Regions from separate parts of the Mus musculus genome. Here regions 2 and 3 are each linked to region 1. The links are chromatin loops, found by intact Hi-C in ENCODE. Cell type or tissue: gastrocnemius. All regions are shown on one strand.

What was found. A loop is a pair of places that touch in the nucleus more often than their neighbours do. Peaks named below come from ENCODE experiments on the same cell type or tissue, not always from the same donor. Only the 100,000 strongest peaks of a DNase experiment are listed, where the experiment ranks them.
Region 2: it touches region 1 in a loop (1.8-fold over the local background); 2 of 42 quality-filtered maps call a loop at or near these places.
Region 3: it touches region 1 in a loop (2.5-fold over the local background); 2 of 42 quality-filtered maps call a loop at or near these places.

Annotation. Positions count from the first base shown.
Region 1 is chr1:73,110,956-73,118,955 of GRCm38, forward strand. No RefSeq gene overlaps it. Among named protein-coding and RNA genes, the nearest start is that of Gm29185, 25 kb to the right of the region's middle. In gastrocnemius, no CTCF peak of the experiment used is centred here; a DNase peak (open chromatin) is centred at 3,626; H3K4me3 peaks cover 1,292 bases; H3K27ac peaks cover 4,339 bases.
Region 2 is chr1:72,942,070-72,950,069 of GRCm38, forward strand. It overlaps Gm31047 (a long non-coding RNA gene), which reads left to right. Exons shown (of 5, transcript XR_001778985.2): 3 at 685-822; 4 at 6,320-6,492. Among named protein-coding and RNA genes, the nearest start is that of Gm31047, 7.0 kb to the left of the region's middle. In gastrocnemius, no CTCF peak of the experiment used is centred here; a DNase peak (open chromatin) is centred at 4,438; H3K4me3 peaks cover 490 bases; H3K27ac peaks cover 2,590 bases.
Region 3 is chr1:73,232,215-73,240,214 of GRCm38, forward strand. All of the region lies in intron 1 of Gm29185 (a long non-coding RNA gene), which reads left to right. Among named protein-coding and RNA genes, the nearest start is that of Gm31197, 96 kb to the left of the region's middle. In gastrocnemius, no CTCF peak of the experiment used is centred here; a DNase peak (open chromatin) is centred at 4,908; H3K27ac peaks cover 2,411 bases.

The DNA of each region.
Region 1 (8,000 bases):
GAAATAATTTTTGGGATTACTACAGCATGAGGAACCTTTATTAAAGGGTCACAGCATTAGGGAGGTAGAGAACCAATGTTAGAGTCAGGCTGGAGATTTCTGAGCAAAAAACACTAATGGAGAGAGAGGGAGCCACAGCTGATTCTCAACTCACAGTGTGTTTTGCAGCTCTGAGAATTCAACATAGGGTCTCACAAAGCTAGACAAGCACTCTCCACTGAACTGTGTCCTCAGCCCTCCCCCTCAGCTCACCTTCCTGAAATGCTGCTTCCCCAGCAGAGTGGTTCTCTAGTTCCCATCATCCCTCTGCCTAAGAACCTTGTCACAACCTAAAATACATTCTCTCTTCTTCTGATGCTTAGCCACCTGCCAAAGCCTACTTGCACAATGAAGTTCCCTGGCCTATCTTAAATGAGCTCCTAATTCCTGAGCTTATTCATTCATTTATTAGCTGAATTAGCATTCAGTTTTGCTCTTCACATTTTTAAAATACCTCAGTATTTCCCAAGCACTGGGCATGCAGATTTAAGACCCATTCTGGACCCAGAAGGAGTTCGGGTATGAAGACATCTCTGTTGACTCTCGATTCTCACAGGACCCCCTTGGTGAGCAGCAGAGGTACTACCTAGCTACCCTCATGTCCTCTTCATGTTGTTTCATAAATATGCAAAACACTTTCATCAAGGATGGTAGCCAATCCCTTAACCCCATTCTTTCAGGCTTACATAGAGCAATATTCCTCACACTAGTTAAAATCAAACAGAGAAGGAAGCCCCTGGACCCTGTGCGCTGGTAGCAACAAGTGTGGTGGGCAGAGAATGAATGGGCAGTTCCAAGGACAGTATGTTCTGCTCATGAAGCAGACTGCTCCCTGTGACCTCTGGAGACCCAGATGGGAGCAAACCCCATTTCAAATCAGGGTGAAGGGCCTCTCAGGAGTGCACTGTGGATGAAGTCCTTGGGACACACTGAAAGGACAGGCAAGTTAGCATGTGATGTGAGCATCCAGCCAGGGGCAGAGGGTTCCAGCCCTGGCTCCACTCACACAAGCATCCTGGGCAGGGAGCAAGGTTCAGTCTGGCCCCGTTCTGCTGTTGCTGATCGCTACTGGAGGAGGAGATTCCATCTTGCCCAGCCCTCTTCTGGTTCTGCCTGGTTATGTAAGGTCACCCAGACAGAGAACGTGCTCTGGAGCACACATGGTCCCATCTTAAACACAGTGCACTTGGACTGGAGAGGGAGTCGCAGCCTTGGCGCTGGCCCTAATGACTTGCATGGCTCTGGGCAATCACTTTTCTTCTGGTTCTTAGCTCTCCCAACTGAAATAGGTTAGTCATTTTGTTCAGTGTGTGTGTGTGTGTGTGTGTGACATATGCTTTATCACAAAAACACCTACATTCAGGGATCAGAGATACAAAAACAGGATTGAGTTGCTTGATAAGGCTCAGAGGGAGATGAATAGACTCCCCACTTACTCAAGCCCTTCTCTTCCACACCCTCCAACACATACTTTAAAAACCTCGAGAATGATAGGCTGCATTTTTTTCCCTAATTAAGCTTTACAACCACAAATAATTTTAAGAGACTCACATCCAAATATATCCATGTTGACAAGTGGTATAGATTTACTGCTGCCTGTGGGTCTTGACTGTTGGTAAAATTCTTCATAATTTTTTCAAACAAAATAAACACAACTAGAAGGTTCAATATTTTCTTCCCACACCCCAGTAGATAGTCTTACTCAACGCCTGCGGTATACACACCCTGGTTTGGAGAACACAGGCCCCAGGGGTCCCCAGGTTCTTTCCAGCCATGTTGTTCTAGGTGTCTGGGCCTAGAACAGAGAAATGGTGATCACTGCTCATAGAATCAGCACGTATTTCATTTAGGAAAGTGAGAATATCAAGGTCACCTCAGGGGAAGAAAAGTACTGCACTGTCAGATCAAGGCCAGTTGTACTTCTCAGTGGGCTGGGCACATTCTGCTGGCTCGAGGACCCATCTGGAGCTCACAGGCTCTGACACTTGTACAATCTCTCCAGCTTCCTTGTAAGGATCATTTTCTTTTAGCCATGAACCAGTAGCCCTGGATCAGGCTATGCTGAGGATTTTCTTTTCCAGAAAAAAAATTCTTATAAACAAACATTCGAACTCTCTTTGTCATTTAAGAAGAGTTTTATGAGGAGTGGGGGAACTTAGGGGTTATATTGTAGCCTCCTCTTTCTCCTCAGGCCTTGTGTTGAAGAAAGGTCGCTTTCTTTGGGTGGCGGGAGGGGGGGGGGACCACAGGACTCAAGGGAGTGGTGGCTGAAACCCCAGTCCCCACTCATAACTCACTTGAGAGATATGCAAAGCTGTCAGGACTGCCAAAGGCCTGCCTGCCAAGGCAGGCTCCTCTCCAATGCACTTCTATATTTATGAGAAACCGAAATAAAATCCAGCGCTAAAAGGCAACAGACGCACAGTCAGGCAGTCCCCAAGAACATGCCTAACAAAAGGCAAGAGGCAGGGGACAGGCCATCAGGAAGTCGGCAGAACAAAATGGTGGCTTCATGGCTTCAGGGACCCTGATCCTGGCCCAGTCAGAAAGCAATCTTCTGACAAGGTCTGGAGAAGCCTCATCAGCCCTGTGCCAGTGTGGCCCACTGAGAGGATTCTTGTCACCCGCTGAGTTCTCTAGGGTTGCCACGACAAAGCCTCCCAGATCACGTGGCCCACTCTACAGCTTTCTCATGGTTCTGGAGTCTCCCAGTCTGAAGTCAAGGTGTCAGCAGGGCCATGGTGCTCCCTCCGAAGGCAAAAGGTCAGGAGCTCCTCCTCCTCATTTCTCCAGGCTCGTTATGGTTGCTGGCATCCTTGGTGTTCCCTGGCTCAGAGCTACATCATTTCGGTCTTCCATGACCTTTCCCCTTGACCTTTCCTCTTGTGTATCTGTTTATTTTGCTTAAACTCCCCTTTCATTTCTCCTCCCCCATCTCTCCATTCTTTACTATGTATGTGTGTGTGTGTGTGTGTGTGTGTGTGTGTGTGTGTGTGTGTAAAACACTTTCATGTAGCCCAGGCTGCCTCTAAACTTACTATATAGACAAGGATGGCCTTAAACTTCTGATCTTCCTTTCTCGACCTGCCAAGCACTGGAATTACAGGCCATTCTCTCAGTAACTCCCGATTTCCGTGTTGCTGGGGATTGAAAACAAGGCTTCTGGCATGGGGCTCTACTTGCTGAGAGATATTCTCAGCCCCTTCAGGTTACTTTTGTTTTTTAAAGATAACGATATCAGTTATGTTGACTTTAGGACCCAACCTAATCCATTATAACATAATCTTGACTTAGTTGCACCTTCTACAAAGACCCTATTTGTCAATAACGTCACTTTCATAAGTTCTAAGTGGATATAAATTTGGGAACAGAGAGCATATTTAACCCAAGGTAGTTTTAAAATATACTTTTCCTCAGGGAAGACTAGGAGGCAAAGAGAAACAATATGTCTTTCTTTTTAACTTTGAATGAGAATAATAAGGTATTTATTCTTATTATTGCATGAGTGTGTGCATTTTTGCCAGACCTAAGTTTTTGCTTCCTTAAGTTCACAGTACCACTGCCATGGGGAAGCTTCCAAGGAGGCGCTGTGCCAAATGGGAAGGTGGATGGCCTTGAAGTCTCTCTTTAGCTCTTCCCATGGGCTGACCTCCTGTAAGCTTTAAGCCCTTTCTCTGTATAACTCAGGTGTAGAGAGCTCTCAAGACTTTCCAAAGGGCTTCAAGGTGGGATCCACAATTCAGATCTAAAGTGGGCAAGAGAAGGTTCAAATTTCAAGTGTGATTTGGTCATACTTTGCTTCCTCTATCTACACAGTCATAAATCCTACTTCATCTTTTGTCTGTATCTGCCCTCCCTTTTGCCCTGTTAAGTTTCTCTTTCCTGACTGTCACTTGTCCTAAGGCTTAGTCTCTAACAATTAGAAAGATACATCCATTCTTTCTCTTATGCCTCCTGGCCAATCTGCTCAGTTGCCAGTAGGGAGGAATTCAGCTTCCCTCATGGGTGCTGACTCACATCCTTACCCTAGGTGAATCGTTGAAGACTGCACTGTTCATACGGACAGAGATGAAGATGAGAAAGAGGAGATTTGAAAACTGTAGAGGGAGTGCAAGGGGAAAAAAGTCAGGAAGTGCCTCACCCCAGCCAAGACCAACAGCTGAAAACCAGAGATGAAACCTGGAAGGACCATGGAAAACGCAGTGGGCAGCTTGAAGCTGCGTCAAACCAATGTGCAGCCAATATAATCCAGAACAATTTGGAGATATTGGGAGCAAAGAAATCCATGAAACACAGGGACCAGGCTAAGGGGGCATGGAGGGAGAAAACTGGATGGAGAGTGGAGATGGCTGGTCTGTCACAATATGGAAGTAAGTTCTGTGACTTGAAATTGACACTGTAAACTTTTCTGACCCCTTATAGTGTTCAATACCTGAATGTGTGCCCCGGCGAAAGTACCTGAACATTCCCACAGCCTGATCTACAAATCTCTTGCCTCTTAGCTCCATGTCCCTGGGCTAGGGAATAAGAATTCATTTTATCTTTTGAATTTGTCTAAGGGAAACAGGTCAAAGATCTTTTTCTTGCCTTTGTATGTGTATAACCCTCAGAGAAAGGCAGTTTTCCATATGCTGTCTATACTGGTGTTGGCGAGATCTCATCGTTCATAGCTGGTCTTGAATCAGTAATGATAAGAGCAAAACTTTGAAGGCCAAGTTCACTGGCTGCAATACTCTCTTGGCAGGACTCCATTCTCTTCAGATCCATAGTCCCATACTCTAATCTCCTTCATTCCAATAAAACTTGAGGTTCTCCTCTTCCTTTCCTCTAGCCACACTAAGTAGAAACCATTTGGTAGCTGATAGCCACCCTTCTGGGCCTTGGCTTCCATTGTCTGTATCTCTAGGTGGTTGACACATAAGGAGAACTCACTTTGGATTGCCTAGATAATTTATGTTTTCACCAAATAAGTGGATCTGTAGTGATTTGGGAATCTAGCTAGCCAAGGGACAGGTGGTGACAGAGAGCTATGTAGGCCAAGCCAGTCAAGGCTTGACAATGTGTCATCAGGATTATTCTTGAAGATTCCTAAAAAGACGAACATTCTGCAGACCGGTTACTTTAAGTGTTTTGACTAAAGAAATAGCATTTGGCTCCAATTTTAGAGACAAGCTGGTCCTCTGGGCTTATTGAAGTATGCTCCGTCAGTCTGAGTTTGGGATCACCAAATCTGATGTTAAGGCTCGTGGGTCCGAGCCAGACTGAAAGAAATGCAGAAGCTCACTTTACTCTCAGTCTATAGCACACAGTTACATTGCAGGCAGGGCACAGTAATATGCATGCAAGTTAGACACAGTGCTAGGCTCTCATCTGTCTATCAAGTATCTTATCAAGTATGTAGCAGGAAGGAGGGAGTAGGATCATCTCCTAAGCATCCTCTGCAAAACCAGGGAGGGCTGAGAATCAGATGAGCCCACCTCTGCCCCAAGCAGACGGACAGTAAGGCAGACATAGAGAGATAGTCAGACATTTTCACTTCATTTCATGAAATCTTGAGTTTCCCAAATGAGGCACTGGTGTTCTCTTACAGTCCCTGGTTAGTAGACAGTGCCCCCTCCTCAACAGAGAAAACTGGGTGGGGCCAACACTGGGTACCATAGAAGGGAAGGTGAGAGGCAGCTGGGCAAACAGAGTAGCCATTGTTCCTCCCCACCAGAGCTTCGGCCTGGGACACTGCCTTCCCTAGAGTGTATCTGACAAGCACATCTTGCCTCTTGCTCTGTTTACACAGGTGCTTTCTCTCCCTGGGGGACTCAGAGCTCTGCAAACACGTGTGACCACATGCTGCCTGTTGTAAGATGGATGCTCACATCTGCAGGCTGACTTGGGGGGAGAAACTGGGGTCCTGAGAAGCAAAGGAAGGCTTTCAGGCTGAACAAACCAATAATGGATGCCGGAAGGACAGACAGGTGCTGGTCCTCGCCACTGGCCTCGGACTACCAGGCTCCCTTTATCTTGTCAGTCTCGTTCTTCATAGGGATAAAGGCTCTTCCAGCAGGGTCTCCTATTCATTGTGGAGTGAAAACCCAGTTCTCTGTCTTCTGGGGAAAGAGGACTTGGCTGGCTCCTCCCTGCTCAGCCTACCTGTTAGCACTGTCCTAACAGCAGAGGTGCAGGGAGGAGGAGAGCCCAGTAGCCCGGACAGCATTGTCACATACATACAAAGTGCCCCTTGCCTTGGTAATAGTCAACCCCATTCGTAGAAGCCCCGAGTAACTCTTGAAAAACAAACCAAGGAAGTCAGAAGATGAAAACCAGTCTGGGCACGTTTTCTCTTTGTCCTTTCTTTTTTCCAATTTCTCCCAGTCAAAGCTTCAGCTCAAATGCCCCAGATTCTCCAGCTGATAACTTGAAAGCAAACAAAAATGACTGAAAAGACACACTGAGGTTTTTCAAGAGTGTGGCACCCAGAAATGCCCAGTTCTTGCTAAAACTGCAGAAAGGTGCAAAGAAGCAGGCTTGCAAAGACTGGAGACAGAGATAGAAGGGTCTGAATCTTCATCCTGGCACTGATCATGCTCCAAGACAACCTATTAAGTCGTGTGCTTATGCTGTGTTTCCCCTCAAACTGGGCTTAAGTTACTTTACTTATTTTATTTTTATGACAAAAATGTTCAAGTGTCAATTTTCCAGAGGTGGAACGGCTGGATCTTTTAGGATGTAGCTCCTCCGTGGGCCACTTATTTTCCTGATGATGTACTATGGCTGGGTCTGAAAGCTGTGATCAAACTGTTTGATAGAAGGATGTTTAGGGATGAGTGGCTCTAGATCTATGGTTTCTGCAGGTTCAGTTTATGACATCCTGGTTCCATGGACTCGGGCAGAACTTCATGGTGGCAGAATTATTGGACAGAGAGGAAGCTGAGGGACAGTCAGGATGGAGCCAGGAGCAAAAGATCCCAAGGATCACCCCAGTCAGCTACTACCTACAGCTAAGTTCTACCTCTTAACGTTTCTAGGACTTCCCAAAAACAGTACCACCAAGAAGGAACTTTGCTGTGACCTAAGAACCCCTGGGAGAGACTTCATATTTAAACTACAGTCCTTTTCAGAGACACAATCCTAGCTCTCATGCACAGCAAGTGACATGAAGGAGCTAGGAGGAACATGGCCTGCTTTTTATTCCTTCAAACAGGAAAATTACCTCAGTAGACATTGCTGTGCTCTTTATGAAGTGAATCATACCTTCAGACCTGGCCCCCCCTCCACCATACCAAGGGTGGGGGGAGGGGAGGAATCGTAATTGTAACTGAATCCAAAAGCCTTACCTGCTTAAGGGAGTTAAATATATAGTATTTTCCACCAAAGCAAGGCCACCTCCTGCCTTCTTGAGTCCCTTACCTGCCTGTCACTAAGCTTTTCTCTGCCTCACAAGGGACAGTCACAGGTACTGCCTGTGATGTGACTCTGACTAATATGAATTCTAGGAACTACCTCTTCCAAGTAATGATGTGCTAGTCCTAGCAAGTTCATCAAAGACTCAAATATTGTCTCAGTGTCTTCAAGTGGACCACTCTGTGTGTTTGTGTGTGTGTGTGTGTGTGTGTGTGTGTGTGTGTGTGTGTGTGTGTGTGTCTATTTAGAGTATGACAGCCGGTTGCTAGGCAACGCATCTCCAACAAGGGGAGTGTGAAAATAAATAAATAAACACATGATGAGAATGTGGTCCAGAGCTTGTTATGACAAGAGCATTTGGGTGCAGTTCAGTCCCGCTTGATGGGAGTGTCACGGGGATGTCAGAGCTTGCTCAGCTCCCTCATGAGTTCCTTGCCTTTCAGCTCCTTGCCCTCTGTCTTATGTGGTGGGGAAAGCAGAGATGAAATACAGCTCTCTGGAGGGCTGTGCCTTTGTGAAAGGCTATTATAGCTGTAACAAAACTTTTGTAATCTGTAACCATATCC
Region 2 (8,000 bases), 170 kb before region 1:
TGAACTCCTAAATCTTCTAAACCCAGAAAACTTCCACTGTGTTGGGTTTTAGTAGGCTTAGATTTTCAAAACCTACTTTAAAAAGGTTCTCAAACACTTCAACCCCCCTTTTAGTCACATCGACCAAAGGAAGGGGAGAAAAGATAGTAACTAGGACAGGGGATGTGGACCTGTTTAGAAGTAGTTTCTGGGGGCGATTCCAATCTCTGTCAGGATACCAACAGTCCAGTTCAGTAGGATAGCAAACACAAGTCAGCAGTGGTGCCATGATCTAGCAGAATCTGCCAGGCCTCGGCCAAATTGGCACTGGTCAGTGGGAGTGACCAGTACTAGCAGGGACACTAGGATAAGTTCCTTGCTGAGTGTCTCTCAACAAAGAGAAGATCAGCACAAAGACATGAGACTGACGAAGCATTGCAAAGCTAGCTATGCAAGCATGCCATCACTGTCTGCTGAGTCCTATTTATACTCTCTCCAAGCATCATGTGTTCTCCCGTGGGTCCTGCTTCAGCAAAACACGGCGTGAGTCGGCCTCACCACGTGAGTGTGTATCACATGACTCAAGCAGAAACTTACACTTAACATTTTTTTATGATCGTCTTTTTTGAATCTCAGCCAGCAAGGACAAAGAGTTCCTATCTCTGCCTATGCTTCCTTAATTTTCTTTGTCTGCGTTGATTCCAGAAACAGGGGAGCTACACAGCAGGAGGATTGCTTCAAGGGCAGCTTGGACTACACAGCTTGAACCTGTCTCAACATCTCCTAGAAGCCTCCCCACCTCCAGTTCCCCCCTATAGTCTTGTCTTTCTATCCTGCTTCAAGGTAAGGGAGACTTAGTTGGTGGAGACCATTAGAAGAATCCTGTAAGTTAGAAAACGTTGTAGTTACAGTCCCATGCCAAATTCTAACTTGAGGTAAGATAATGGATGGAAAATATAATAATAAAAAAAGTGTGTGTGCTCATATAACCACATATACACAAGAGGAGTGTTTCATATGCTTATATTTGCACGTTAGTGAGGCAATGTGTTGATGCTAATTGTGGTAGTTTGAGTGAAAATGGCTTATATAGGCTCATAGGAATGGCACTGTTAGGAGGTGTGGCCTTGTTGGAGTAGGTGTGGCATCATTGAAGGAAATGTGCTGCTGGGGGTGGGCTTCAAGGTCTCAGAGGCTCAAGCCAGGCCTAGAGGATCCCTCTCTCTTCATGCAGCCTACTGATCCTGATATAGAACTCTCAGCTCCCTCTCTAGTGTCACATCTGCCTGCCTGCCACCATGCTTCCTGCCATGGTGACAATGGACTAATAACCCTCTGAACTGTAAGGCAGCCCGAATTAAATGTTTTCCTTTGTAAGAGTTGCTGTGGCCATGGTGTCTCTCCACAGCAAAAAAAAACCCTAACTAAGACATTGATGCTCTAATATATAGGCTCTCTAGGCTGTGGTCTTCACTGAGTTAGGACAGTCTGGACGGCGTGGAATGCGTATGTTGTGAGCACTGAAAACATTCCCTGGGGGATTCGGATTCATTCCTTTGAAAGAATTGTCACTTCTCTTTTGCTTCTTCAGGAAGGGGCCTGCCCTCTTGATCACATCTCTGGATTGCTTCCATCCTCACCAGGGCCCACCTTTCTCTAGCTCATTATCAGAGAGACAAAAACGCCCCCTCACTGGTAGGCTAAGGAACCACCACTTGCCCGAATTTGCAGAGAGAGCTCCAGGGGCAAGAGAGACATCCCACACTCATCTCTCTGAATTCCAGCCCTGGTGGATACTCATACATTAAATCTGTGGACTCAGACTCCTGAATGGATGGGGCTGGTTATACTGAGACTCCTTAATGATGAAGGTGCCACCTGGGGGAGGGGCACATCAAAAGCAGTTTTGGGAAAGAGTTTTAAAAGGTGCCTCATTAAACATGCAATTCTTATAAGATCCAGGTACTTGCTCATGGACAATTACCACAGAGAAAGAAGACTCAATTAGATAAGGACACAAATGTGGATAGGACCCCTCCCCCCTAAACCTGAAGGCAGCCCAGAAGTCCTCCAGCAGGTGAATGGCTAACCCGACTGCCATCCATTCACATGATAGAGTGAATATTGCTAAGCCATCCAAAAGAATAAGCTACTGACAACTACTTGGGCTAATCTCTAGTGAACTATGCTGAAAGAATGGCAGCCTCCTTTAAGATAGGACTAAAGATCAAACCTAGGGCCTCCTGCCTGCCAGACAAGCCCTGTACCACTGAGAGATAGTCCCAACCCAGCAAATGAGCAACCTCAAAAAGGTCACATGTGATTCTATTTATAATAACGAAACAGCAACTCATGGGGATGGAGGAGTGGGTGTGTGGGAGGGACGTGGATGTAGCTGTGGGAGGGGAGGGAGGGATCTGATGCTGGAAATAGTCCTCTCACAATAGGCAACAATATCCCAGCTGTGACACCGTGCTACCCAGTTTCCAAAGACCTTCTTACTGGGAGGAAACTGGACAAAACCACCAGGGTCTGGCTTATAATTTTTTCACTACTGCATGTAAATCTGCAATTTGCTCAAAATACAAACTGTAGTTAAGAGGGGAAAATGTTAGACTTTACAGAGCCATCTCAGGTCTTAGAGCAATGGTACCATACAGGTTCCAGTTAGTGTAAGAAAAACCAGAAAAACCAGGCCCTTTCTCCAGTTTTGAATGTGAGCAAGGAATTTACTTCCTCTAAGGCCCTGAAGTCTTTCCTTGTTCTTGTCTTGTTTTGCTTGAGGAAGGGTTTCTAGTTCAGATAGTTAAGGGTGACTTGGGACTTCTGATCCCGCTGCCCCTCTCTCTTGAGTGCTGGGATTATAGGCATGCGCTGCTACACAGGGTTTTAATGAGATACTAGGGGCTAAACCCAGGGACTCACGAGTGTGAGGCACACACTCTACGAACCCAGTTACATCCCAAGCTCTGGCGAAGTTATTTTTAGCATAGTGGTATCGGGTTGATGGCTCTCCACAGAGGCAGTCCTCAATAGAGAGCATCTCTCAGTGAGACTTTGGGAGTTCTCTTTTGTGCTGTCTGGCATCCTACCTTTCTTCCTAAGGTGTCATAATCTCCCAGGAAGCCAGAGAACGGTGACCGAAGAAGGGTGCGGCTGCCCTTCTTTCCCCCTTTCTCTCCCCTCCCCACTCCCGCAGCCACGTGCAGCCTGGGGTGGGAGGCTGGGTCAGGGGTGGAGGAGGGGCGGAACACTTAGGTCAGCAGCTCCAAGCTGATTCTGTCTGGCTTCACGGTTGGCTTTGCTGAAGCCAGAGTTGTCAACTCTGCCCTTTAAAAACTGAGCAACAAAGGGGAAAAGAAAAAGAAAAAAAGGAGGAGGGGGGGAGGGGGCACACAGGGTGGGCGCGCTGGGGGGAGGGCAGAGCCGAAGGACAGGTGGGGACTACTTTAGCAAGAAGGTCCCGACTCCGCCCTTTTCTTTCAAGGACTTTTCTAAAGTATTGTTTGTTTTAGTTCCCCAGGGGAGTGGGTGTGAGGCTGGGCGGGGAGGAGAGAGCAGGCATCCAATGGACTCCAGACACCTCTTTTCCTGGGGACTGGGTTAGGGACCTCCATGGACTTTGAGTAGGTTCTGCTTTCTTAGTCGCTGGGCTTCTGTCTAGGAAACATAGGATCCTAGCGGTTGGAGGGAAACAGTGGGACGCAGAAGCGTCCATGACATGTATATGGTCCCTCTACCGTGAAATAGTGCCCTAAAAAAACGCGTCCATGCCTCCTGGGGTGGCTATTACAACACAATTTGATCTTTCCAGACTGGAGTTCGGAGTTCCCTGTTACACTCACAAACAGAGCAGAGCCTGGGGTTGCAGCTGTCTCCTGGCAAACCACATCCACAAGAAAGCCCCCGTATGCCCCTCCCCTACCTTGTATTTGGTGTTAGGGATTCTCCAAAAAATCCCACTAGGTAGAGCCATGGTGGGTGTGGTCAGCGGTGTACAAGGCAGGGTAGGGCCCTTCTGCGGAGGGGTGCAGAGTTTGTTTGTTTGTTTAAGTAATTCTAAATGAAAACTGATTTCAATGATTTCAAAATCATTAGCCTTACCGGGCCACTATCAGTCTCTAGGAATCAATGAAGCAGTTGTAGGATTTGATTGGTTTCTCCTGAGGGAGTCAGGCTCCATCTGAACTCAAGTTTAGAACAGTTTGGGTCTCCAAGGCAAAGCTGTGCTTAAGGCAGTGAGTGGTGTAAGGAGGACTGTCCCGCATGAATTTGTTAGTTTGCTCCCGGCTAGCCTGTCTCTTTAAAATATGGTTGGTCTCCACCACTCAGCCCTGTGGTGGCTTTTTCCTCTGCCTCTTCCTCTCTCCCTAACTGCTGCTTCTGCATTCCCCCTGCTGCCTAGAGGTAGCTTAGCCAGCCTGCGCCTGAGCTTGTCTGGGGTCAGGGGTCAGGGGTCAGGGGTCAGAGGTCATTCCCTGTGCACAGAACCCAGGGCAGAGGCAGGTGAAGATGCTTATTAATAACCATCTGCTGGCTTGGATGCATGATGAGGGAAGGGAGGGCTGAAGTCGACTGACAATATTTCACCTGGTTGTTTTGCTGAGAGTCAGACCAGAGTCAAAAGATAAAACGCCTATGGTTTTCTATTTTTGACTAGATCTGTAATCCATGCAGAGAAAGAAATGTTCCCTCCTGAGGATGCATTGGAACTAGCGCCTATTCTAATCACTCTACCTTAGCAACAAAGGACACAGGACACTTAATCGGCCCTCTGGTGACTTAGCTTTTCTCTTCTGTTGTTAAAAAATCGGACAGGCTGGGTGAAATGACAGGTTCCTCTGGTTTTTTTTTGTTTTGTTTTGTTTTGTTTTTGTTTTTTCCTCACTTCTGAGCTACTGATGATCCACTTATTACATCATTATATGAGCTCTAGGCTGTGGAATATTTGTGATGAGACTCTTTAAGGATAGTATTTTATATTCCAAAGCTTTCAAATCAGAAGCTTTGGTCTGGAGGGGTAGCACACCTGTCCAACATTCGGGAAGCCCTGCGTTCAATCCCCAGGAACATGTACAAACACATGCTCTTGAACACAGGCACCCACCCTCCATCAGTGTACAAGATAAGCAGTGCTTACCATATAGAGTTTACATAAGTCTTCACCCTCATCCAAACCTGCATGTAGTACGTTGTAAGACAGAGATAGTTATGAGCCATTTTCAATACGAGGTGTGATTAGAGTTCATCAGAGTGACTGCAGGAGCCTAGCTGTCTGCTGGCGCCTGCTTATCTCAGACTCTGAGAGTTAGAAAGTTTCAGGGAGTCTGTTACTTAACTGAGTCCAAGATGGGAAAGGGATTTGACAGTTTTTAAAAAAAACCACCACCATGGGCTGGACACAGTGGCACATGCCTTTCATCCCAGCACTTAGAAGGCAGAGACAAGTGGACCTATGTGATTCAAGGCTAACCTGATCTGCATAAGTTTTAGTACAGCCTGGAACACACACAGTGAGACCCTGTCTCAAAAACAGAACAAATAAAAACAAATCAAACATCACTGTCTCCTCTCCTGTCAAATCAGCATCCCCATGACCCCCCCCCCCCTTTAAAAAAAACTTTCCACTATGCCTGTCTCCCTCACCCCCACCCCCATTTTTTTTTTTTCTTCAGAATTGTTACGATCAAGACTGGCTTGTTTCCATTAGCCTTCTGAATTTGTTATTGTCTTTTTCCAATATACATTACCATCTCAAACATTGCACCAATTGGTTTATTTTATAATTAATTATGCTAGGGTCAGGAAAGTTAAGTAACTTGCTCCAATCCACATGACTGGTAGAAAATCATAGAGTTGGGATTTGAGCTCAGATCTAGTTCACCCAAGACCCCTATCCTTTGTCTCTCAATGATGCTTCCTAGACACAAAAGTCTACTATTTCTTTTAGTTTGTTGGCCTTTCTCTTGGTTTGTCTTTCTCTCCTCTGCCTTTTGACATCTAAGGTTGAACCTCCACAATTAGGCTGATGGAACAGCAAGATAAAATAAGCAAAGACAGAGATAGGAGGTACGAATGATAACAGATACAATTTCATCTAATTAAATAAAAAAATTATGTTTTAAAGGAGGGCGTCTTCAACTTTATTCACTCAAACCCCCCTCAAGAACTTCATGTAATGTGGGCATGCAGAAATGGGGCTTCTTTTGTGTCTTGGTTCTGTTTACTCTCTCCAGTTGTCCTGCAGGCTTCCAGAGGAAGAGAAATGGCTCCGAGGAGACTGGGCTGTTTCCCCAGGTTCTTGCAGCGCCAATGGTCACTGATTACTTTTTTCCTTCAGGGCAGTTAGCGAGAGGAAGGACTTTCTCCTCAGTGGTTCCTGCCCAGCACAGCGCATTGTCATCTTCTACCTGCAGATCAGCTCCAGAAGTAAAAATGCAGCTGTCACAAATGTCCTTTATAGTTCTTCCCCAGTGCTCCTCTGCCTTTGTCTCTGAGTGGTGGATATAAGAGGTAACTTCTCACCATCAGTTGCTTTATTACAGTCGGTAGCCAGAGTGTGCATGTGGCAATGGAGTTACAGTGGACATTAAAGAACAGGGCTTTAGAACAGGGATAGAATGAGTAAGTTAGATTTTTGCACGGGGTGACGGGAACCTGAGCCTGGTACTGGTGCTGTCATTCACGGCTTCCCTGGGAGTTGAAACAGGTCATTGAGCTAGCAGGAGGCAGATGCATTCACCAGTGGAAGGAATCAACAGGTTACCTTGTTCTCATGAGACACTGGCTCTGGAACTCACGCCCCATGGAGGTGCTTTGCTGCAACCATGTTTTGTACCCTCAGTTGTTGTCTTAGTGATGGGAGGCACTATGTCTGAGCGCTGTTTCTCCTAGTTGAGAAACAGTGTCCGAGACATCTCTCTTCACGTAGGCTGCTTAGTCCATGTCCCGCCCACTGCTGTTGTTCCCCGTATCTTTGACTGCCCTGCCCTTCCTCTTTACAGATGGACTGATGGATGGGAGGTGGTGGGCATAACTGACCAAGTGGTTTTAATAAGAGACCTAAAGGTAAATTTGGTGGTTCCGAGTATTCTCATTTACTCAGAGGAAAAGATGTATTTGATCCCTCCTGACAATGAAAGCAAGATTTATTTTTTCAGTATACAGTGCCTGGCATACCAAAGCAAGTAACAAGAGTAGATTTAAGAAACTGCCTTAGATTGTTCTCCATCCATCGATCGATCGATCGATCCATCCATTATCCATCCATCCACCCACCCACCCACTGTCATCTATTTATCCACTCATTCACAGCACCTACCCACCTGTCTGTTTACCTCCCCACCCTTCCATTTACATATGAAAGTACTCCATTCATCCACCCACCCAGCTAACTACTTATCCACTTGCAACACCTACCAAGCCATTGATCTATCTATTCACTCACCAATATATCCACCTATCCTTTATGTAAGCATGAGTGTGTTCATTTACTCACCATTTATCCATCTGTCATCCATCCATTTATCCACCCACCTCATTATTATTATCTACTCATCCATCATCTATCAAGCTACCATTCAAACATTCATTTATCCAACCATCATTCATCTATCTATCCATCCATCATCCATCCACTCACACATTTATCCTTCCTTCCTTCCTTCCTTCCTTCCTTCCTTCCTTCCTTCCTTCCTTCCTCCCTTCCTCCCTTCCTTCCTTCCTTCCTTCTATCCATTGTCTCTCTATCTACTCCCCACTTATTAATTTACCTACCCATCCATTATCCATCCCCTTTGGCAGTTCAGATGTGGCCATATACCTTTGTACAGGACCCGAGGAGGGCCTAAGTAGAAGTTGTGAAGTTGCCCATGATCTCTGAGGAGCTTCAAGCACACCCGTGCCGTCATCCTGTCTAGAATATGCTTGACCGGGGAAAGTAGGGCCTCAGAATATCTCCTTTTCTCTCCTCCCACTAAAGTTATCTTTGTAGACTCTGCTAGTCCTGCCTCTATTTTCTC
Region 3 (8,000 bases), 120 kb after region 1:
CTTACATTTTAAGTCTTTTGTTCATTTTGAGTAGTTTGTGTAGTACGTGAGACATGAGTCTGCTTTCATTCCTCCAAGAGGTTACCCAATTTTCCAAAGGCCACTCTTTCTGATGTGCTCTTAGCACCATTGTTGAGACTCGGCAGGTTGGGGAGGTGCAGGTTTCCACCAAGGTTCTTTCCCATTGGCCCATGTGTCTGTTTTATGCCAATACCATGCTATTTAGGGGTTCTTTTATTTTATGTAGGACCCACAAATCATAAGACTTTATTTGGAACTTTATCTCAAATTTCATCTGGAGTTCTATTTTTTCCAACTGTAATTTTAAAATAGTCACTTGCTTATCTCCTCCCTTTTGTAACACACAGATGTTCTCGGGCTCCCCAGGGCATCATTTGCAATAGGAAATAGTATGTGTGTATGTGTGGGTGTGTAGTTTTGAGAGCAACCAAAACAAAAGCAAAATAACATGCATGCAGATTCTCTCTTCAGGTCAGGGTTATTATTCAGGCTTAGTCAGACCGTGCTATTTATCTGCAATGTCTATTCATAGTCTCTTTGTGTGTTTGTGCACATGGGTGTGCACAGGCATGAATGTGTGTGCATGTGTGTGTGCTTGTGTATGTGTATGTCTGTGTGTATGTGTACACATGTATGTCAGAGATAGAGGCTGGTGTGTTTCTGACTCACTTCTCTCTCTCTTTTCTCCTTCCTTCCTCCCTCCCTTCCTTCCTTCCTTCCTTCCTTCCTTCCTTCCTTCCTTCCTTCCTTTCTTCTTTCTTTCTTTCTTTCTTTCTTTCTTTCTTTCTTTCTTTCTTTCTTTCTTTCCTTTCTTCTTTCCTTCTTTCTTCCTTTTTTGAAACAGATCCTCCTTCTGAATGCAGTCTCACTGATTCACCTAGGATAGTAGGTGGTTGGCAAGCCCCAAAGGATCCTCCTATCTTCCTTGCCCCAGCCCTACGATGACAGATGCTATTGCACTTAGCTTTTATGTAGTTTCTGGGCATCAGAATTAAGGCCTTCATGCTTGCATGGCTAGCACTTTGCTGACTCAAGCATCTCTAAGCCCCATTCATTGTCTATTAACCAAGACCTAAACGATTGAGTCTAAAATGCCAGGGGTTCTTTTCTTCTGGACTGGATCAAAACTTTCATGTGTCACTCTATAAAATCTCCTGTCTTGACTCATCCCCTCGCTGACTTATTCAGGTCTTTATCCTTATGATGGGCTTGATGCTTAGTTGACAGGTGCTTCATTTCTTTATAGCATAAGGTAGAAAATGTTATGTAACTACCAACTGGTCGTTTCTCAATTTATACGTAAGTAAACTATCTACATCAGAAACTATTGTCTTCCACTTGTTAAAATTGGATGTGAAGAGGTGTGTGTATGTGAGTGTGTGTGTGTGTGTGTGTGTGTGTGTGTGTGTGTGTGTATGTATGCATGTTTGGGTACACATGAATCAGTGTATATTCAAGAGTGATGTTAGTTTTGAGGCCATCCATCCTCTCACCAGGAGTCTATTTCTTTGTTAATTATGGACATGACTTTTGAGATATGAAGGTTCCTGCAATGAGTGATTGAATCCAATGGACCATGATTGTTATGAGGAGAATAGTTAACTTGCAACTATCTCTCTAGTTTGTCCAGAAAAGAACAGAAATCTCTAGGCCCCTGACAGCTGTGGTTCAAAGGAATTTTCATACAAAACAAAACCAAGAAAGTACAGAGATATTGAACTTAGCAGGGACAGGACCCAGGTGAGACACAGCATTCTAGAAACCTGAAACAGAATGCTGTTTACCACTGCTGGAAGACTGGGCCTGGAGCCCAGGGGGAACTCAGTCTTAAATAAAAAGACCTGGGTAGGGCATAGAGAAGAGCCACTGCTCTGCAGAGTTTGGAGGATTAAGTCAGAGACACTCGGACTTGCTTGGCCAGGTTTTAAACTGTAGCAGGTTGGTGCAGCCACAGCCCATGGCCCCTATCTGGGCCAAACTGAGTGTCTGTGGGCTCACCTGATAGGACGCTGCTTTTCTCATTTCTGAGTTACTCTCTTAAGAATTCCTCCTCAAGTTTACTTTTAGAAACTTCATTCTGTATCCAGTTAACTTACTAAATTAAGCCTGAGTTCTATGGGGTTCAACAAAAAAGCATCTTTTTATCTTTGCTGTTTTTGTTGTTCCATTAATTTTTCCCCCAAAAGATTGACATGTAATATTTGTAGTTCTTTATGAGCTGCTGTGTGAGCTTTCCAGTTTCATTTACACTGTATAGATTTTTATGGGAACCCAATGAAGAGGCTCCTCACCTACTCACTGTGGCTATGGATCCTCAGGCATAGGTACTTTTTATCCCACTTTGCAGATGAGGAAACCTAAGCCCAAAGAGACATGATTGGCTCGTGGCTTGAGGGCTGCAAAGCTTACTGGTGATGGAATGGATGTGTCTCCCCATCCCCAGGCAATCTGGCTCAGGACTTTAAGTCCCACCTGGAAGGTCACCCAGACTGGCATTCACTGGCTGGTCTTGCCATAGCACTCTTCAGTTGGTAGGCTTCTTATGCATGTGGAGGTGACTGGCATTTGCATCTAAGATGTCCTCTGAAGTTTCAGATTTTGGCCACTTGGGTTCCAGTCCTTGGGATTCTGGAAAGTAATTTGATCATGAGGGCTTTGATCAAATCTAAATTTTAATCTGAACCTGATCCAGAACCTCAATAGTTTATTGAGACGTGATGGGACTGTGAGAGAGGATGGGAATGCGCCTCTGCAGGTACATCTTCACTCTGGCTCCTTTATGCCTTTCTTCTCTGTTTCCCTCCTGCTGTGAGGTAAACAGCTTCTCTCCACCGTGCCATCCCTTTGTGAGAAATTTACTCATGGAGAAAGTTTAAGGCCACCTTTTCATGTATTCTAATAATGTCCCTTAGCTCCCATTTGGTTCTTTGGCCTGTGTTGGAAACACTTTTAGCTCAGGTTCATGTACTGAGAGTCTCAGGAATGTAAGGAGATCACAAGACCCTGAACAACTATTCTACAGACTGGTACTAGCAACGAACAAGTCTGGCCCTTCCCATTTAGTCAAAGCCACACAAGAAAAGAAGAAAGCAGCTTTGTTAAAGATGGTGTTCAGCTAACTACGTAGTTTAGATTCTTAGGGTCTGGTATCATCATGCCATCCTTGACGAGTCACTTCCAGGCAGTCTCAGCCTTCTTACGGGCTGCAATGTGGTCTTAACTGTGAGGAATTCTGACAGGAATGGATGCCACCAGCTCCTTAGAGTCACAAAACCACATCTGCCTGTTGCCTAGCCATGGGCCACCAGCACGGCATTCCTTCCTGCCTGCAAATGTCCCACAGATTCCTGGCGGCTCCAAAGAAGAAAAGAAAATCGAGGGAGTCCAGACAGCAAGGGAAAGGAAGAAGACCCCTGTCTAGACTTTGTTAGCAGATCTCTATGCTGCCTTCTCTGAACACCCAGAAATATATGTGGCTCGTTCCTTACTGCTCCCTTCCAACCTCACCTTCCTGCTCTTTACAATTCTCTGTGATTGCTGAAGCCCGTGGGTTCAGACATGTAGGCACGGGGGACAAAGTTCTTCATGCTCTGGTGTCCTTGAATCTCTTTTTAGCCAAGGATGACCTTGAACTTTTGATCCTCCCATCTCTGCCTCCTGAGTGCTTGACTTAGAGACCTGTGGCAGCAACTCATTGTTTTATGCAGTTCTGGAGATCAGAGCCACAGCTTTGTGCATGCTATGGTGTTTTTACCCTGTTCTATTTGTAACTCTTGCCGTATTATCATGTGTCCCCCCCCCCCACCCCCTGCCTGTCTTCTCCTGTTACACTCCTTTCCTACCCTGTCAGTTTTGGTCTCTCCTTCCCATACTCTCAGTGATATTAGCCAGGATATGATTTTCTAATATAAGCAGCATTTTTCCTGCCTCCTGTCCTGTTTTTTTTCTTTATAATCTCTCATTTTCCTGGAATTTCTTCTCTCAGTACCTCAGTCTGATAATTCTTTCCTCCTTAGCCTCAAAGAATCAACTCAGTTTTCCTCCAAGGAGCTGGCCTGTTCCCTCATCCAGTGTCACCTGTTTGCCACTGTAATACATTAGGTCTCAGATCCTAGTGATCTTACCTCCACAGCACCAAAATCTGGTGAGACAATGTCTGTTCATATTGTTTGTACAAAACACAGCATCTGTTCTGTGGAAGGTGATAGCACATCTATGTTATATTGGATGATGCTAGCATTACATAATGATATAAACTGGTATCGATCCCTAGCAAAAACACTTAGTCTCATCTCATGTAATAAGAGTCAGACCTAGAAAAAGGCCAAGGCATCACTATAACATGTGCAGCTATTCAGGTTACATCTGGGACTGGAGCCCAGGCCTGTGAGCCGTCTCAAAAAGACAACATTTCATATGGATCCTGAGACCCCAGAGCCCAGTGTCATGTCTGGAAAGTAGCAGGTGTCAAATGAATGAATGAGTAAATGAATGAACGAACAAACAAATGAGTACACAACACTCTGTTTTTTCTGTAGCTCAGGTTAAAGTGGAGCATGACCAACTCTGATGTTACATTTGAATGGCTCAGTCTTGACAGCTAAACCAAATAATCAGAGCCTACGATTCCAATTAAATACAAACTTCTCAAAATCTACCAGGCAGGTTGACAACCGCCCAATTGCTTTCATGTTCTGCACACTCAGTATAAAATATTGTGACTCCCTACAGGACAAGTCACAATAGATAGATTACATCCTGAGATGGCCTAGATACACGGTTACCATTCTGCCAACAGAAGGAGGTTGCTGCTATTTTTAAATTTCCTCTGGAAAGTAGGTGATATGATTCCCCTTGCTTGTCCATTCTGATGTCACTCAACCCCCCAGGGAGGATAGCTCCCCTTCCTAGGCTGCTAGAATTGATCAGCAGCCTCGGGTTTGGAATCTCTGTCTAGACAGGTCAGATCAGAGATGAGCAGACAGGCTTCTGATAGCAAGCTATCACCTTATGCCAGTCCAATTTTCCTGGCTCAGTGGAAAGTATAGATCAGAGGGCACACATGTTTATGGAATCTTAACTACAGAATGTGAGAGAGGCTAGAGAGGGCTGCTACTGCCTCTGCTGTAGGGGTATCAAAGAGTGCAGAAGCCGAGGACAGCATAGCACACACTGTTTTGTACCCCGACCCCAGTCTGTGGCTGGGATCCTTGTGGCCACTCTACTCAGGGTTTCCATCAGATGCTTGAAGGAAACCCTGTAAGAAGGAACTGGGGTATCATCCCCAAATTCCAGGGACTGGAAACCACGTAGCCTATGTTGAGCTGAAATTTTTGTTTTGACATAGGGTCTTATACTTATGTAGCCAACACTACCCTAAGTTTATGCCTCTTCCCCTGCCTAAGCATCTCAATACCACTGAAATGACATCCCTGTCAATAGCGCATATGCTAATGCTATCAACATCGGCAAGGTCGAGCTTGTTTGCCTGACTGGATTCAGTGTTCCCCAGACTTTGTGTTTCTCATTTCCATACTCTACCTTTTGGAAGTCAATTGTAAAGTGCAGCCCACACAGGAGAGCAAGAATGGGAGCATTAATCTACTGGAGAAGGGAATAGACAAATTAAATACTGCAAGGAATATTAGTCTCTCCTCTCCTTATTATTTATTTATCCAATCATTATTTATATTGGTATAGATCCTTGGAGGTTTATTTTATACTCTAGGCTATAACCTAATACTATGTTCTTTATTTTTGTGCTCAACTTATTTCGTTATAGGATATTGATACCGGAACCTCCTGTTTTGGCTCCTGTATCCTTTGGATGCATTCCCATCAGCCTGGGTTATTTATTCTTGGAACTTTCTTACTTTTTGGTACCAACGGATTGTCCAAGCTATGGCAATTACTTTATAGGCCAGGACATTAAAATTTGTTAGATAATATTATAGATCCAATGTATATTATAAGTGATTTTGAGCTGTCTGAACTTGTTCACTCTGTTGACTCTTTAAGTAAAAGCATTTCCTTTCTCACATGTCACTTTTATTTATTCAATCAGTATAAAATTAATTTTATTATCAGTATTATGGCTTCAACTGAATTTACAGTGTTATATTATTAGGATCCACTTTTTATAGAGTCAAGGGAGGCAAAGAATAATGGTCAGTTTGCTTATAATAGACTTTCTGTTTGAAGCACCTACGGCATTTGGCATTTATATACATTGTCTTCATTTAGCTGTTGGCCAGGTTCTTCCTCTGTGAGAATGGCTAAAACAGGGAGCCTTACATTCTGTGTTTCATACTGGCTCAAGAAAAACTGTAACAGATCTTGAGCACCATTAGTTTAGAAGGTCCGTGTAATCTAAAGGAAAGCCTGTGCTATATCAAATGATATGCAAGCACGCTGCAGCTGCACACGCCATCATTTCCAGGCACGTATTTTCTCTAGCTCCCACTAAATTGCAGGAGAGATGATAGTGATGCTTCAAGCACATCTAGGGATTGTGCTTTTCAGACAGAAGTGCTATTACCCCAGACTCTTCTGTGCTGGTCATCATTTATCATCAATTTAGCTGAAGTGAGAATCACTTAGGAGAATGAATCACACCTCTGTGTATGCATGGGAGGACATTTCAGAGAGCCACCCTGACTGTGGGCATCACCACATCTTGGCCTGAGGCTTAAGTGGAAGAACAGAAGAAAAAGAGAAAGCTAAGCAACACCACTGTTTCTCATTGCTTCTGCTATGCTAAGCAGCTAGTTGCCATACATTGCTACTGCTATGGAGTGGCCCACTGTCATGCCTTCCATAATATAACAGGTTGTATCCTGTCACACAGTGGATCAAAATAAATCCTGCTTTCCTTATTTTGTTTCTTGCCAGTTAGTTCACATCAAAAAGAATAAGAAAATAGAAAATTAATACTTCAAAGTTGGGATATTGCTGTGAAAAGATTGGAACGGATGACTTGGAACTGGTTTTCAAAGTCAAGGTGAATTTAAAAGATTGGAGCTCTGGGCTAGAGGAGCAGAATTTAATGGGGCATTCAGGTAGGGACATGGAAGACCAAATTACTGATGCAAATGCAAACAGCAAATACTATGCTTATGTTTTCAGAGCAGAATGAGGACTCTAAAAGTAACAAGGCTAGCAGACTTTCATGTTGGATTTTGGCAAAGAATCTGGCTGTGTATTGTTCATGCCCTGAGAACTTGAGAAAAGCTGACTTCTGACATAATGGATTAGGTTACTCGGCAGAGGAATTTCAAAACAGCATAACACACAAGCCTTGGTGGGGTTAGTACTCACTACCTTTAGTCAGATTTTACACGAGAAATGGGAAAAAAAGAGGAGGGCAGATACAAAAAAATAGAGAAGTAGCAAGGAATTGAATATGAACATAATTCAAATTATAGCCAGAAAAGATGCTGATGGAGCAGCTGTAGTTGTTAAAGGGATTGGGCTAAAAGAAAACCCTTACTCTATAGGAGGACAAGTGTAGGCAAGACATCATAACAGAGGGCTCCAGGGCATGAAAGGGCACATTCATCTGAAAGGAGAGTACCCAAGCTGTCTACTACAGGGTCTCCTGCTGGAAGACAACCTCCTAAGGAAATGCTTTCCTAGGCTCAGCCACTCCAAGGCTTCTGTAAAGACGGTGACCTAGGGCTAGGCTATATCATCTGCTGGCAGCTAAGCTTGGAAGCATCCCTCACGTGCTGATTTTGAAGGCAAACAAAGTACAAGAGTAACAAGATCATGAAGGCTTGCACCATGGTTTCAGGAAAGATGTGAGGCCGGGTTCTGCAAGGAAGGATTGAATTCCCTGTGGGTATCTCCTGAGTGGGCTGTGGGTGAGGCTGGGGAGGCTTTGCTTGCCTAAGTTGCAACTGAGACCCCAAAATGTTGGAGATGCCAGGACCATGGGATTTCTATGAAGGAAAACAGTGTGCTGCATTGTTACCGAAAGC